Regions from separate parts of the Homo sapiens genome. Here region 2 is linked to region 1. Evidence: chromatin loops called from intact Hi-C (ENCODE). Cell type or tissue: natural killer cell. All regions are shown on one strand.

What was found. Peaks named below come from ENCODE experiments on the same cell type or tissue, not always from the same donor. Only the 100,000 strongest peaks of a DNase experiment are listed, where the experiment ranks them.
Region 2: a loop joins it to region 1, with 4 times the contacts of the local background. A loop is called at or near these places in 92 of 110 quality-filtered maps.

The regions. Positions count from the first base shown.
Region 1 is chr14:35,412,926-35,420,925 of GRCh38, reverse strand. No RefSeq gene overlaps it. Among named protein-coding and RNA genes, the nearest start is that of NFKBIA, 12 kb to the right of the region's middle. In natural killer cell, CTCF peaks have their summits at 7,276 and 7,477 (motif pointing right); DNase peaks (open chromatin) are centred at 3,865, 4,615 and 7,495; H3K27ac peaks cover 3,675 bases.
Region 2 is chr14:35,329,572-35,337,571 of GRCh38, reverse strand. No RefSeq gene overlaps it. Among named protein-coding and RNA genes, the nearest start is that of PSMA6, 41 kb to the right of the region's middle. RefSeq lists enhancers at 502-1,023, 3,908-4,517, 4,528-5,449, 5,615-5,909. In natural killer cell, no CTCF peak of the experiment used is centred here; DNase peaks (open chromatin) are centred at 3,521 and 4,381; H3K27ac peaks cover 2,001 bases.

The sequences.
Region 1 (8,000 bases):
GGACTGCATCTTTATAGTTCCAAGTTTTTTTTGCAGGACCTAGCTCCAGGTTCCAAGACAACATAGTCAAGTACTAGATTCAGGGGGTACATGTGCATGTTTGTGACAAGGGTGTAATAAGTGATGCTGAGGTTTGGGGTATAATGGAACCTGTCACCCAGGTAGTGAGCATAGTACCCAGGAGCTAGTTTTTCAGTCTCTTCCCCCCCTCCCTCCCTTCTCCCTTCTGTAGTCCTCAGTGTCTACTGTTACCATCTTTATGTCCATGTGACCCAGTGTTTAGCTCCCACTTATAAGTGATAACACGCAGCATGTGGTTTTCTGTTCCTGCACTAATTCACTTAGGATAATGACCTCCAGCTGCATCTGTGTCGCTGCAAAGGACATGATTTTTTTTCCACAACTTTCTTAGACCAATGATCTATTCAGCCTAGTAATCTGCCTTTGACTGTGGCAACTATTATACTTTGAAGATTTCTATTTGTTCGAATATAAGTTTAGTAACCTTCCAGGATGACAAAAAGTCCTTTAATGTTTTAATGAGGTTTTTTTCCCATTACAGGTGGTTGTGGGTGGGCCAAGACCCAAAAGCTTGACCATAAAAAGGACTGAAGGTCTGAGCCACAGCTCACAAGTCATAAGGGTGGGGTTAATTTTTCCCAGAAGTGTAGACGATGAAATTCGTAATACAGAAAAAATGTGGTAGACATTGCCAGGGCAATTCACTTGGAATTTAGTGAAGAAGCTGAGGATAGGAGTTGGGGTGTGGGTTGGGGGAGGATGGAGTAGGGCACATTTATACAGAAAAGGTGGCCAAAGAAACCTATTTCCTTCCATATACGTCTCTCCATATGGGTCTGTACTCTGTTGCTTTGGGAAAACACGCAACTTGGCACACTGATCAGCCACTTTGTGGAGGGAACTTCTATACCCTTTAGGATTGGGAGCTTCTGGGGCCCACTCAAGGCTGGGACCTAAAGTTCCCTCAAAATATGTTTTAAAGCAAGAGAAATGGAGTGATATTTTCTAGGGGAATTTACTAAATATTGTCAAAATCAGTTCCTAAGGTCCCAGCATTGATCTGGCATTCTGTTACCTCTGATTTCATTTCCTATTACTCCCCTGACTCACACGACTTCCCCCATGCTGACTCCCTGCTGTCCCTGAAGGTGCATCCTTCTCCGGGCCTCTGCACTCACTGAAGACCGCCTGGCCCCTCCTTCCTGCACAGCCACACAGCTCACGCTCTTCATTCAGGTCTTCACTTCAGCCAGGCATGGTGGCTCACGCTTGTACACCTAGCACTTTGGGAGGCCGAGGCAGGTGTATTGCTTGAGCTCAGAAGTTCAAGGCCAGCCTGAGCAATGTGGTGAGACACCGTCTCTACTAAACATACAAAAAAAAAAAAAAAATTAGCCAGGCTTGCAGGTGCATGCCTGTAGTAGTCTCAGCTACTTGGGAGGCTGAGGTGGGAGGATTGCTTGAGCCCAGGAAGTCAAGGCTGCAGTGAGCCGAGATCACCTCATTGCACTCTAGCCAGACAACAACAACAACAAAAAAGTATTTACTTCATGGTTGCCTTCTTGTCTACTCTGGCCACCCTACCTAAAATGTCAACATGCTCTCCTGCCCTACATTTCTACACTTTTCCTTGATTTCTTTTTTCCTCCTTAGCACTCTTGCTAACATATTATATTCTTTTATTTTGTGTTATTAGTATCTCCTACACAAGGTAAACTCTCTGAGGACAGAGGTTTTTTTTGTTCCTTTTTTTTTTTTTTTTTTTTTTTTGGAGACAAGGTCTTACTCTGTCGCCCAGGCTGGAGTGCAGTGGTGCGATCTCGGCTCACTGCAGCCTCGACCTCTTAGGCTCAGGTGATTCTTACGCCTCAGCCTCCCAAGTAGCTGGGACTATAGGTGCACGACACCACACCAGGCTAATTTTTGTATTATTTGTATTTTATTTTGAGATGGGTTTTCACCATGTTGCCCAGGCTGGTCTCAGATTCCTGAGCTCAAGCAGTCCTCTCGCCTCGGCCTCCCAAAATGTTGGGATTAGGGATTACAAGTGTGAGCCACCGTGCCTGGACTCTGAGGACAAAGTATTTTACTATATCTTTAATGCCCAGAACAGTGTCTATCTAGAACAGCTTGAGTGTTTTCAATGAATAAAGTTCAAGGAGACTGTTTTCATGAAGAAAATATTCTTTTTAAGCAAACTAATAGTATAAGGAGGGTTTCTGAGAAAATGATTAAGCAACCTGAAAGACCTAACTCCCTTCTAGAACCCTTGAGTATTTTAAGTGTTAGAGATAAAGAGGCTTATACGGAGGAGTGGTCCTCAATGTGGTCCTGGGCCAGAAGCAATAGGTAACCTGCAACTGGTAAGAAATGCATTCTCAGGCCTCAACCCAGATTTACTGAATAAAAATCTCTGGGGGGTGGCCCAGCAAGCTGTGGTTTAACAACCCTCCAGGTGACTCTAATACAAGCCAAAGTTTGTACCAACCACCGATATAGAGGAAGGAGCACCAGGCTCAATATCTAGAGATCTGGGTTTTAGTCCAATTTGTTTCATTGTGTGACCTTGAGCACATCACTTAACTTCATCAACTTCCATCTGTTTACTGATAAAATGAAAGAGATGCCACGTTTTCATTATGTGCTTTTAATGAAATAATTGTAAATCTTTGAATCACAGCCCTGAAGGAGCCCTTTAGTTAGCCTGTAATTGTGTATTTAAAAGTAATTAAACATCATATCTTAAATAAAACTTTCTTTTCTTTCAGTCTGGCCTTTCTCTTCTCAAGTTAGCCTGAATTCATGAGCTTTAGCTTATCTGTGCAGTTTCCTATAGACACACAATCTTGCCATACTTGACACTTGGTTTACAAAGACCACTTTCTTGTACTTCTCACGGTCTTCAGGTTTTGGGCAGCCCTGTCTTCTGCTTTTCCTCACATCTCTCTGGATGCTTTTCCTCAGTTTCCTTGGCTGGCTTCTCAGCCAAGCTCACCTCTTTGGGTGTTCCCAGTCTTGGTGTTTGGACTTCTACACACAATTCCTGGGTGGCTTTGTCCGTTTCTCAAATAAGTCAATGACTTCCAATATACTGCATGCTCTTAGAACTCTCCACATTAAATTGGCTGTTTGTATCTACCAGGATCTTGAAATTAGTGTGTCCAGGATGGAGCCCATCATCTTCCCCTCAACCTGCTCTTCCTCCTGTTTTTCCACTACATAACCAAAGTCAGAAACAGAGCTCCTAGATTCTTCCTTGTCTCCTTCACATCCAATCAGTCACTCAGACCTCAAAATCCTTGTTCTTAGATTTCTCTGTAGCCATCTCACTTTCCAGTCACTGTCTTTGTTTTTTTTTTTTTGTTGTTGTTGTTGTTTTTATTTTTACAGAGTCTTGCTCTGTCGCCCAGGCTGGAGTGCAGGAGTGCAGTCGTGTGATATCTCGGCTCACTGCAACCTCCACCTCCCGGGTTCAAGTGATTCTCCTGCCTCAGCCTCCCGAGTGGCTGGGATTACAGGCATGCGCCACTGCATTCAGCTAATTTTTGTATTTTTAGCAGAGACGGGGTTTCACCATGTTGGCCAGGCTAGTCTCAAACTCCTGACCTCAGGTGATCCACCTGCCTCAGCCTCCCAAAGTGCTGGGATTACAGGCATGAGCCACTGCACCTGGCCTCCAGTCACTGTCTTTAACTGGCCACCAGCCTCATGCCTAACCTACTCCAGTTTATTTGCCACACTGTCTTCTAAAGCATACACCTGATCAGTAATCCACCACAGCTTTCAGGGTGCAGGCCCAGCTTCTCGGCTCGGTCACATGACTGTGTGCTGTGTCTTTCCTGCCTACTCATATCCCGCTACCACACAGCAAGCCCTGTGAAGCTGCTTTCACACCTCCCAGCCCCACCACAGGCTTAACCCTCTGCCTGCACATCCTTCTTCCCACTCCTGACTCTGACTTGTCTTTCAATAGCTGCCCTGGACCATCCCTCTCAGTGTGGTGTGGCTTCCCTCGCCTCATGCTCCCAGGCCACTTTGTTCAGGCCTCGGCCACATCTCTGATCACTCCCTACTAGAATTACTCATTTACCTGCTGGTCTTCTCACCAGCCTAGAAGCGCCTTGAGAGCAGGAGCCATATTTATTTTTATTTTATAAATAAAAATTTATTTTTATTATGCTCCATATCACAGCATAGTGCCAGGCACCAAAAAAAAAAAAAAAAGAGCTTCATAAATGCTTGACAGATTAATGGGTTTTGCTTTCCCTACCTACAGTGCTTTGCTTCTTTAGAGTTTTTTTTCTCCCCCATATTAACCCTGTTGTGTCAATATTTCACATTCCCTTTATCTTAATCAGGCCTGCGACAAAACATAGCTACAGGCAGTCAGGGACAGACATTTGAGCTTGAACTAAGAAAGTGAATTTACCCAGAGGGAAAGCCTCTGATCAGAAGTCTGGGGGCGGGAAGGGGTGACAGCCTGTCTGTGAGAGCCCTGACATTTTGAAAGCACCAAACTCACTGTCACCCTGAGCTTTTCCTGTGGGGAGCAACAGAGGTGGGGGCTTTTACCCTCCCTTGTGGGCAGGGCTCGAAAGCAAATTTCCCTGCTGAGTTTTCCTTTTGTGGTGCCTGTGACCACGAAGGAGGCTGCCCCAGGAATCCCCACCTATTTTTAGCCTCAGTTCAACACCCTGCAGACAACAACCCTCCCATATACCTCTAAGTTAATTTCCAGTCTTGTCACTGAGCTGGCCTGACAAATCGATAGACTCAATCTTGCTAGTGAAAAGACAAAGTGAGAAGGTTAAGGCCTTTAACAACAGAAAGCTGCAGTGATGCCCTGAGGCTCAATACGTCAAATAGCCTCCTGTACCACTTTTATAAAACAATTTAGTATATGTTCATATGTAATAGTATTTGAATGAAGTTCTCTGTGCCCAAAGTCCAAGATGTGAAGTCTACCCGGATCTAAACTGCCTAGGGTTTCCTCTTCAAGGGAAACTTTCCTGGGAAATCAGTTGTTCCAGATGTTGCCTTAGTCAGACTGCAAAGCATACATCATTCTCTGTACACCAATGGGCTTTTCATTTTAAATATTATTGGTTTATGTATACTCTGTTAAACTGGGTCAAGCTCTTGAGCTTATGAAATTTTGGTGTTGCAAATACCTCTGCTTCTGAAAGCCATTAAAGAGCACCCCAGAAGGGCAGCAGGTGGGCCTTGGCCACCACACCCCTACCTGGGCCAGCCAGTCATATGTCCATGGGCCGTTAGCCTTGCAGTCCTCAATGAGAGGTCTAAGTATGCATCACTTTGTCAGATGGCCTTTCAACCAACAACACTCATTCTCATTCTGCTTCCTTCCCACCATTCTATGTCCCCAGTACATTTCTAACATGGGGAATACTCCAGGCAAATGCTCATCTATTCCTCTAAACTAGAGCTTCTGCCCCAATTTCCTGTTAGATATCTTGCCCTGGGGAACTGGACTAAGCAAGCCTCCAGGACATCACCTATCTCCTTAACTCCTTAACTGAAGGTTTGAAAAGGAGCCTTCCTCCTCTACCCTGGGCTCCACCCCAGAGGTTACTCTCAGGCAACAGAAAAGAAAAGAAGAGAAGGAGGACACTATCTAGGTCTATTTATAATCTGTTCACTTCTACTCACATTCAATTCCTCTAGGATAGGATGGGATATGGTGGCTCTGATGTGCCCCCATCCTCCTAATAGCCTTTATTTCAGAGTGTCTGCATCCTTTGTAAAATGGGAATGGTAACACTTTACTTGCCTGAAAGCAGAAGCTGGACCCGATGGCCTCTTGAGATAATTTCTAGATAGAAAAGAATGAAATCGATTGCATGCAAAGTGAGGTATTAACAGAGGAGGAGGGTCCAAGAAAAATTATGACAGGTATGAAGCAAAGGGGATACTCATGCCTGAATCAATGGCAAGGGAAGCCCAGGGTAAGAGAGACACAGAAGAAATGAATGTCTCCTCCCCACCCAGCAGCCCCTGCCCCACCCAACACTATTCTGTGTTTAACTAGGGACACAAGCAATAACTAAGCAGTATAAGACAATATGTGGCCCAATATTCAAGGCAAGCTGTAAAAGCTAGCAGGATTTAGAAGAGGGCAGAGGGCTCCAAGAAGAGGAAGACAGAAAAGGAGTTTTGGAAAGGGTGGGTCCTGGCAAGGAAGCTGAAAGAAGGTGGTCCTAGGACAGGCAGGGAGAGGCCTGCATGAAGGCCAGAGCAGCTGGCACAGTGTTGGTGCTCGGGGGAAATGGTGATGAGGAGTGGCTGGGCAGGGTAGAGTCTGACTCTGGAGGACTTTAAATGCAGCTGAGGAATTCAGACCGTTTCCTGCAGCCCATGGAAGGTCAACAGAGGCTCTGTTACAGGAAATGATATAATGAAAATGCATATTAGAAGCCTCAGTGAAAAGAGATTTAGGCTGGGCACGGTGGCTCATGCCTGTAATTCCAGCACTTTGGGAGGCCGAGGTGAGTGGATCACCTGAGGTCAGGAGCTTGAGACCAGGCTGACCAACATGGTAAAACCCCGTCTCTACTAAAAATACAAAAATTAGCCAGGCGTGGTGGCACATGCCTGTAATCCCAGCTACTTGGGAGGCTGAAGCAGGAGAATTGCTTGAACCCAGGAGGCGGAGGTTGCAGTGAGCCGAGATCGCGCCATTGCACTCCAGCCTGGGCAACAAGTCAAAAAAAAAAAAAAAAAGAAAAAGAAACAAAAGAGAGATTTAATTGTATAATTGTAATATTTTTAGACTGCTTGGTTTTTTTTAATCACAGGAAGGTATTCTGTTTCAACTTTAAAAATAATTCATTTTTGCCAGGCTTGCGCCTGTAATCCCAGCACTTTGGGAGGCCAAGGAGGGTGGGTTGCCTGAGTTCAGGAGTTCGAGACCAGTCTGGCCAACATGGTGAAACTGCGTCTCTACTAAAAATACAAAAATTAGCTGAGTGTGGTGGCAGGTGCCTGTAATCCCAGCTACTGGTGAGGCTGAGGCAGGAGAATCACTTGAACCTGGGAGGCAGAGGTTGCAGTGAGCCGAGATCACACCATTGCACTCCAGCCTGGGCAACAGAGCAAGACTCCATCTCAAAACAACAACAATAACAAAAAGTACCAAGAAGCTACCATGGTACAACTCAGCCCGCACTACCGTGGGGACAGTGAAGATGGAAGGAAGAGGATGGTCCGGGTATCGTGTCAATAGCAGGATGCACTGAGCTGACTGGCAACAGGCACTGAAGGAAAACTAACACTCACAGATAAAGTGGGGGTCTTTCCTTTGGGACTGTGTTAAGTGATGTACCACAATCACAACTTCATATCCAGTCTCGGTGTACCTCCTCAACTCAACATTCCTAAATTCCTCTTCTCAAGAATCGGTGATGCCTCAGAGAAAACTTCTTCCACAAATGGCCAGAAGATGTCACTGCAGACAGCACCATGCATATACTGTGTTCCTCATGTTGGTGTTCTGCCCTGCCATTTGTGAAGGGAAAATTCCCCCTCGGCTCCCTCCCTAACTCCCATAGCCCCTGCTCCTGCTCTGTGTGTAGCCTCTTCCCTTTACCCTGTGACTCCCCTCCTCCTGCCCTGAAATCCAGCGAGGTGCTTTCCTGATGCCCTGGCAACCTGGAGATGAACCTGATCCCTAAAGGCGGAAGAGCCAACATCGAGACTGGGTTATCTGTGTGCTTCCCTACTCTCTATTCATGATGTTCATTTAGATTTCTAGCAAAACCCATACCTGTGCTGTCAACCTCACCCATTTCCACCTAGCTTCTTGAGTTTCAATCAATGAGTACAGGGGCACCCCATTCCCTCTTTTCTCACACTCCTCCAAACTGGCCCAATTTTCAAATATTAGCATTTAAAGATTTGGTGATGCATTAATCTGCTTCACTTTCTGAAAATATCAGTGTTTTTGGCCAAATAATCACTAC
Region 2 (8,000 bases), 83 kb after region 1:
GGGCCTGGCCTGCAGAAGGCCACACGGCACCTGTGCATCCCTGCATTGGTCACCACCTAGGACTGTGGCACGCAGAAGTGTTATCCATGGGCCTTCACTTTCTGCTCCAGACACGGCAGGGAGTTGAAGTTCGAGAAACAGATAAACAAATGCCAAACATGAGCATAAACTTTAATATATTCAGACTGTTTTAGATATTAAATAGAAAAAAGACCTTGGTGCCTTTGAGGGTCCTGTGTGGCCTTTCCCTAGGTGGAGCTGGTTCCCTTAGAGGTAAAACCAGGAACTTTCTCTTGCAGCTTATGAGAGGGTGACGAGGGTGCGGCTTATCCTTTGTCCTCATGGCTGGAAAAGGGACCCTGACGGGCACAGGGCCTGCCTCGCCCTCCCTCCTCAGGTCTTGGGGAGACAGAGACTGCAGGTTGCCTGGGCGGCCCCAGGAACAGATTTGCATTATTTTGTGGCAACAAGCAAATTTCCTGGAGGGGATTTCTGGAAGAACTGGGAGCCACCCAGCGGGAAAGCTTTAGGAAACAGGAGAGCAGGAGGCCGGGAGGAGACAGGCCTGGGCAGAGGCGGAGGCTGCTTGGCCTGAGGCTCTGGGCCAAGGGATGGTTGAGGCCTCGAACCCCTCCTCCACCCTTCCTCACAGCAGGCAGGAAGCCAGGCCCTGAGCAGGCTCAGGCGCTGCCTCCGCGCCCTCGCTGACCTGCAGGAAACTCGCCCAACCCAGGCCTATGTCAGCAGCAGGACGATGACCTAAGAAGCCAGGCTGCAGAGCAAGATGGAAAATTCCCAACGCTCCTGCACCTAAGGCTGCACCCGGGGGGGCAATATTATGCTCCTCTGGCCCTGACTGCATGGGGGAGGGCTGCCCCCGTTCTGGGCTGGCGGCTCAGTCAGGGGCTGGGACAAGAGCAAACCAAACAGCTTCAAGGGGAGGGAAACGGAGCCCCAGCCCTTGACCTTCCACTTGGTTCGTGCGTTGCTGGACCCGGCGTAACTGCGGCTGTGTGGGTGTGTGTGTTGGGCAGGGATGGGGTGGCGATTACAAAACAGAGGACGGCAGGCGTACTTTCTGCATAGAAAGAACACTCAACAGCCCTCCAACACAGGCTGAGAATCTGAAAAAGTCAGGCCATGTCGGCTTAAAGAAATCAAGCTGCATATCCACCAGCATATCAAGATTTTAAATTTAAGAACTATGGGTCAGGTAGAGTGGTTCATGCCTGTAATCCCAGCATTTTGGGAGGCCGAGGTGGGTGGATCACCTGAGGTCAGGAATTCAAGACCAGCCTGGCCAACATGGTGAAACCCTGTCTCTACTAAAAATACAAAAAATTAGCTGGACATGGTGGCAGGAGCCTGTAATCGCAGATACTTGGGAGGCTGAGGCAGGAGAATGGCTTGAACCCAGGAGGCAGAGGTTGCAGTGAGCTGAGATCGCGGCATTTCACTCCAGCCTGGGTGAAAGAGCGAAACTCCATCTCAAAAAAACAAGAAAACAAAAAACTATGACAGCTCAGATGCGTACATTCTAAAGTTCATCCGAACCTGGTTAATGCAGTGCTTGGCTGGCCTGGAGCCTTAGGGAAGAATATCCACGAGGCACCTGCTGTATGCTGAGCAGGTTCGCATGGAGTCCCTCTCGTTCAGTCCTTGGTTGGTGAGGGCCGCATCACAGGACAGGCTCAGCGCAGCACAAACCGAAAGAGAAATGCTTCGGACCAATGTCCTTTCTCAGTTTCTCCCGGGAAGGCCGGCTGGAGCAGGCTATTTCCAAGGCCCTGGAAATACAGGTGTTTTCCCTTCAGTCATCTCCAGAGCAGGAGCCTCCTATGTCTCAGGAAGATAAGAAGGATCCAGATGCCAGGAGGAGTGACCTCTGGACACTTGGCTGGGAGCCCAGGAGCCCTGATGCCAGGCCCAGGAAGGCCTCCCCACCCCTCTGGGGCCTAGTCAGGGGAAGGAAGGAACCAAGGAAGGGAGGGAGGGAGGAAGGAAGACACATGGGATAGGATTTCCAGACCCAAGGCCGGCAATCCTCCTGGTTCCAATCACCGGATAGGCAAGCTGGTTTGTAGTTTTCCATAGGTGACAAAAGCCAAAGGAAGGTTGCAAAATCCCTCCTGCACCAGTAGGCTTCAAGAGGTTACACTCTCAATAAGAATGTGAAATGGTAGATTCAATAAAATCTAGTGTATGATAACATAATAATTTATGTACATCTTAAAATAACTGGAATAGTGGGCCGGGTGGCTCACGCTTGTAATCCTAGCACTTTGGGAGGCTGAGGCGGGCAGATCACGAGGTCAAGAGATTGAGACCATCCTGGCCAACATGGTGAAACCCCATCTCTACTAAAAAAAATACAAAACTTAGCTGGGTGTGCTGGCGCGTGCCTGTAGTCCCAGCTACTCAGGAGGCCAAGGCAGGAGAATTGCTTGAACCCGGGAGGCAGAGGTTGTAGTGAGCCGAGATGGCGCCACTGCACTCCAGCCTGGCCAGTCTGGGCAAGAGCAAAACTCTGGCCAGGTGTGGTGGCTCACACCTGTAATCCCAGCACTTTGGGAGGCCAAGGCAGGTGGATCACGAGGTCAGGAGATCGAGGCCATCCTGGCTAACACGGTGAAACCCTGTGTCTCTACTAAAAATACAAAAAAATTAGCCGGGCGTGGTGGCGGGCGCCTGTAGTCCCAGTTACTCAGGAGGCTGAGGCAGGAGAATGGTGTGAACCCGGGAGGCGGAGCTTGCAGTGAGCCGAGATCGTGCCACTGCACTCCAGCCTGGGTGACAGAGCAAGACTCTGTCTCAAAAAAAAAAAAAGCGAAACTCTTTTCTACAGAAAGCCTGGGCTTTCTGTAGGGGCTGACTCACTTCAGGGCCCCCTGGCATGGCCTAAAGCTGTAGAGGGGAGCTGGCAGCCCCAGAAGGGCTTCATTTCCCAATCTCTCCTCCCCTTTCTCCTGGCCCCCTGGGCATCTCCACCTCTGCCCCTACCTCCCAAGCAAGCCTTGACTCACATACTCCTGAGTGGCAGCCTCTGGCCTCTCTCCATCTGTGCCACCCCCTCCTAGGACACTGGGGTGAGGAAGCCCTGGGAGGCAGGCTCTGGGTGCAGGTCAGAGGCCTCCCTGTCTGTGCTGGGGTCCAGCTGAGCCAGGGCCACTGAGCCCTTGAGGGCTCTGCAGGCCTCGGGATGGGAAGGGAAGGTGTGGGAGATGACCCTGAGCCCGGGGCGCCCCTTGGAGCTCCCAGAGGCTGTTTTGGCTCCTGGCAGGGTCAGAGCAGCTTGGTGCCATCGTGTGTGCTCCTCCAGGAGGAGAAGGCTCTAGACAGGGCAGGACTTGCCCTAAAGGCCAGGGACCCCCATAGGGAAAAGCTGCCGCCTATGGGTGTCACGAGGAAATGAGCGCCCAGGAAGAACATGGTCACCCTGAAAGAAGTAGGACGTTGTCTCCCTGGCTGAACCACAAGCCTTGCGCGGGTGACGCAGGGCCTCACCTGCTCTGCCCTGGCTGAAGAGAGACATTTGTAAACTTCAGGCTGGCTTCTGCCTGCCTGACCACACTGCTTGGGTGACAATGTTCGCAGGAAATCACATTTTGGTAGTGACTGGTCAGGATGCTGGGGAAACTTAACAGCACTAGAGAGCCGTTCTGGAAGGGCGCTGCCATACTCTGCTGCCACAGCGTAGCTGGTGTCTTCTCTGCACTTTAAATGCATTGTGTCATTTTTTCCTCATAGCACTTCTTTGAGATGGATCCTGTGGTTTATACCCCTTTTTTTCAGAAGAGAAAAACTGAGGCTGTAAATAACTCAGCTGTGGACTGAGAATTCAGTCAGGCTCTGACTGTGGGGAAGCTGGAAGTCCCAGCACTTGATTCTGGCGGCTGGAAGCCTGGGGCTGCGAGTGCCCCTTTCCGCACCCCTGTAGTCAGGGCTCTTGTCTCCTGGCTTTGGTGCTAGGATGCAGCCACCTGGAGCTGTTGGCTACGACCTGTTCAGCAGGGTCCTCCGACCCGCAGTGTTGCTGGATTGTCTGGTGTGTCAGTGTCTGGACAGGGCCTCATACGACTATTTATCTCCCTCCCAGGAGCCCCTCCCTTCAAGGTAGGCCTGGAACTAGGGTTTTTCAGAAATGAGAAATCAGCTGTGAGCACCTGCAGCCCCTCCTGCTTTAGAAGAAACAGCATAATACCCTGTTTTACAATGACCTTTTGTTTTTTTAAGTACACTTCACAGAGAAAGAAAAAGAAAAAGAAAAACCCAGAAGGGATCTCCACGTAGTCTTTGGCAGGAAAGGGGCCTCTTACAGTATTGTTGGTAGCTTTGAATCATTAGAGGCATCTGCTCACGACCTGCTGCAGGGCCCTGGGCGTGGCACTCACAGAGTCCCTCCCAGGAAGGAGGCCTGGAAGCTGGTTTTTCACAAGAAATGTCTTCATGCCCAGTCTGCTTCTGTAAAGGCCTGGACTGCCACCCTGCTGGATGCAGACAGGATGCAAAGTGGCCACAGATATCTCAGTGGCAGCTCAATAACTTGGAGGAGATACTCTGCAAGGGCCTAAATTCTTAGCCCCTGGGGAGACTTAGTCCGTCTTGGTCATCACCCTGTGCCCCGGAGCAGGGTCTGACTTACAGGAGGGGCTCAAAAATATTCGTTGATCAATAAGAAGTATTAAGAAAATGTCTCCTAAATTGACAGGAGATGGTGCAATAACATGGACCCTGTACAGCCTTCTTCCCTGGGTTCCCTCTTGAAGTACACTTTCTCAGGTGGCTGAGGACACAGAGGCACAGGGAAGCAGGTGGCCTTCCCAGGTCTCCCTGCAATGATGGGTCTCTACGGCCAATCCATTAGGATCGCTAGGCCGTTTTTTAGAGGAGGTGATTTTGCCCCCTGCCGTGTCCATCCACAACTTAGAGCTTGACCACTGTCACTTACAAAATGCCAGCACAGCCATCTTCACCGACAATTTTTTGCCCTCCCTCTTGATGAGGACTTGTATAAGTTCCTAGAAAAAGTGGCAGCCAGGCGCCTGGAGGCTGCCCAAGCAGCGTGGCCCCAGTTTTACCGAGCGGGGCAAACAGGTCTCTGAGGTAGTTATTAAGCAGACGGCTAGACGCGGCCAACATCCGCACTGCTGCTCACGGCCTCTATCCCTGGAAAACCCCAGCTAGGCCCGGCACTCTGGGGCTGTTCGCTGGGGCTCTCCCCAGATCATCCCTCTTCTGCCCAGGGAACAGGTCTTTCCTGTTCTTCTTCTGCTTCTCCTTTTCTTCCTCATTCCAGTCCTCAGTGGAGACTTAATCACCGTAGTGCACTCGGTGAAACCTAAACCACTGTGTTAACTCTGAGGTTTACAGGTCACCCCCCTGCAGTAAGGCCAGAGCCTGATTTCTGTGGAAAGCACACCCCTAATCCAAACGATCTTCTTGTGATAAAGGGGTGTCAGCAGCTTCACCAAAGTTTATGCCACTCCACTTGCCATTTGGGACAATGCATTTCCTTCGTCTAAATGCACATTTCCCTACATTCCCCTCGTATCTCTGGATGTGGGAGAGGCCTCTCAATGACAAGGGGCTGCAGCAGGGCCCGGTGGAGCTGCCACAAGCCCTGGAAAGGGGAGCCCCAGGCTGAGGTTGCTGCTAAGAGTTAATTACTGTTAGACATTTGCATTTGTTATCCCCTGGTCTGGCTGCTGGAGTCGAGGATGACGTCAGCAAAGGCACAGATGACATAAGCCTAAGGCACAAGGTCACCTTCTGAAAATGCATTTGACTCAGCACACCAGTAAGCTGCCCACTGACCAAGAGAGCAGCACAGGCGGATGAGCCCCAAATACACTTGACTGTGATCTTGTCACCTGCAGCCGCTGCCCACAGTGCTTCCCAAGCAGTAGCATACTCCAGGCCTGACTGGGCCACACTCTCGAAAGACTCATGCCCACAGCAGTGTCCTGCGAGACTTGGACTTGATAGACCAGGGCTGAGGGCCTAGAACTTTATAGCCTGGAACTCCTGGGCTCAAGCAATTCTCCCACCTCAGCCTCCCAATTAGCTGGGGTTACAGGCATGTGCCACCGGGCCCAGCTAATATTTTAATTTTTTTTTTTGAGACGGAGTCTCGCTCTGTTGCCCAGGCTGGAGGGCAGTGGCGTGATCTCGGCTCACCGCAACCTCCGTCTCCCGGATTCAAGCAATTCTCCTGCCTCAGTCTCCCAAGTAGCTGGGACTACAGACGTACACCACCATGGCTGGCTAATTTTTTTTTTTTTTTTTTTTGAGACAGAGTCTTGCTCTGTCACCAGGCTGGAGTGCAGTGGCACTGTCTCAGTTCACTGCAACCTTTGCCTCCTGGGTTTAAGTGATTCTCCTGCCTCAGCCTCCCAAGTAGCTGGGATTACAGGTGCGTGCCACCATGCATGGCTAATTTTTTGTATTTTAGTAGAGATGGGGTTTTACCATGTTGGCCAGGCTGGTCTTGATCTCCTGACCTCGTGATCCGTTCACCTTGGCCTTCCAAATTGCTGGGATTACAGGCGTGAGCCACTGCGTCTGTCCATTTTTTGTGTTTTTAGTAGAGACGGGGTTTCATTATGTTGGGCAGGCTGGTCTTGAACTCCTGACCTCATGATCCGCCCACCTCGGCCTCCCAGAGTGCTGGGATTACAGGCATGAACCACCTTGCCTGGCCAATATTTTAATTTTTTGTAGAAACAGGGTCTCCCTGTGTTGCCCACGCTAGTCTGGAGCTCCTGGGCTCAAGTGATCCTCCCGCCTCCGCCTCCCAAAGTGCTGGGATTACAGGCATGAGCCACCGCGCCCATCCAAACTGAGCAGATTGTGTGGAGAGTTCACCACCCCACATCAACTTTCCCTATTATCAGTATCTTGCTTTGGTGTGGCACATTTGTTACAATTCATGAACTAATACTGACACATTATTATTAAAGTCCATATTTTATATTAAGGCTTACTTTTTGTATTGTACATTTCTATGGGGTTTGATAAAGGCAAATGTCATGCATCCATGATTACCATACCAAACCCAGGTTTCACTGCCCTGAACTGGTGTTTCACCTATTCATCCCTCTCCACTTCCCATTTCTTCCCACCCCACTCTGAACTCCCAGCAACCGTTATCTTTTTTTTTTTTTTCTTGAGACGGACTTTTGCTCTTGTTGCCCAGGCTGGAGTGCAGTGGCGCAATCTCGGCTCACTGCAACCTCCGCCTCCCAGGTTCAAGCGATTCTCCTGCCTCAGCCTCCCAAGTAGCTGGGATTACAGGCATGCGCCACCATGTCCAGCTAATTTTGTATTTTTAGTAGAGATGGGGTTTCTCCATGTTGGTCAGTCTGGTCTCAAACTCCCAACCTCAGGTGATCCGCTCGCCTTGGCCTCCCAAAGTGCTGGGATTACAGGTGTGAGCCACCACACCCCACCAACCATTCTTTTTTTACTGTCTCTATAGTTTTTACTTTTCCAGAAAGTCATATAGTTGGATTCATACAGTAAGTAACCTTTTCAGATGGGCTTCTTTCACCTGCAATATGCACTTAAGATTTTTCCATGTCTTTTTGTGGCTTGATAGCTCATTTTATTTTAGTGCCGAATAATATTTCATGGTATAGATGCACAACAGTTTGTTTTCCACTCACCTATTGAAGGTCATCTTGCTTGCTTCTGGTTTTTGGCAATTGTTATTATTATTCTGTTTTGTTTTGTTTTGAGACAAGGTCTCACTCTGTCACCCAGGCTGGAGTGCAGTGATGCGATCTCAGCTCACTGCAACTTCCACCTCCCGGGTTCAAGTGATTCTCCTGCCTCAGCCTCCTGAGTAGCTGGGATTATAGGCATGCGCCACCATGCCCGAAAAATTTTTGTATTTTTAGTAGAGATGGGGTTTCACTATGTTGGCCAGGCTAGTCTCGAGCTCCTGGCCAGAAGTGATCCACCCGCCTCGGCCTCCCAAAGAGCTGGGATTACAGGCATGA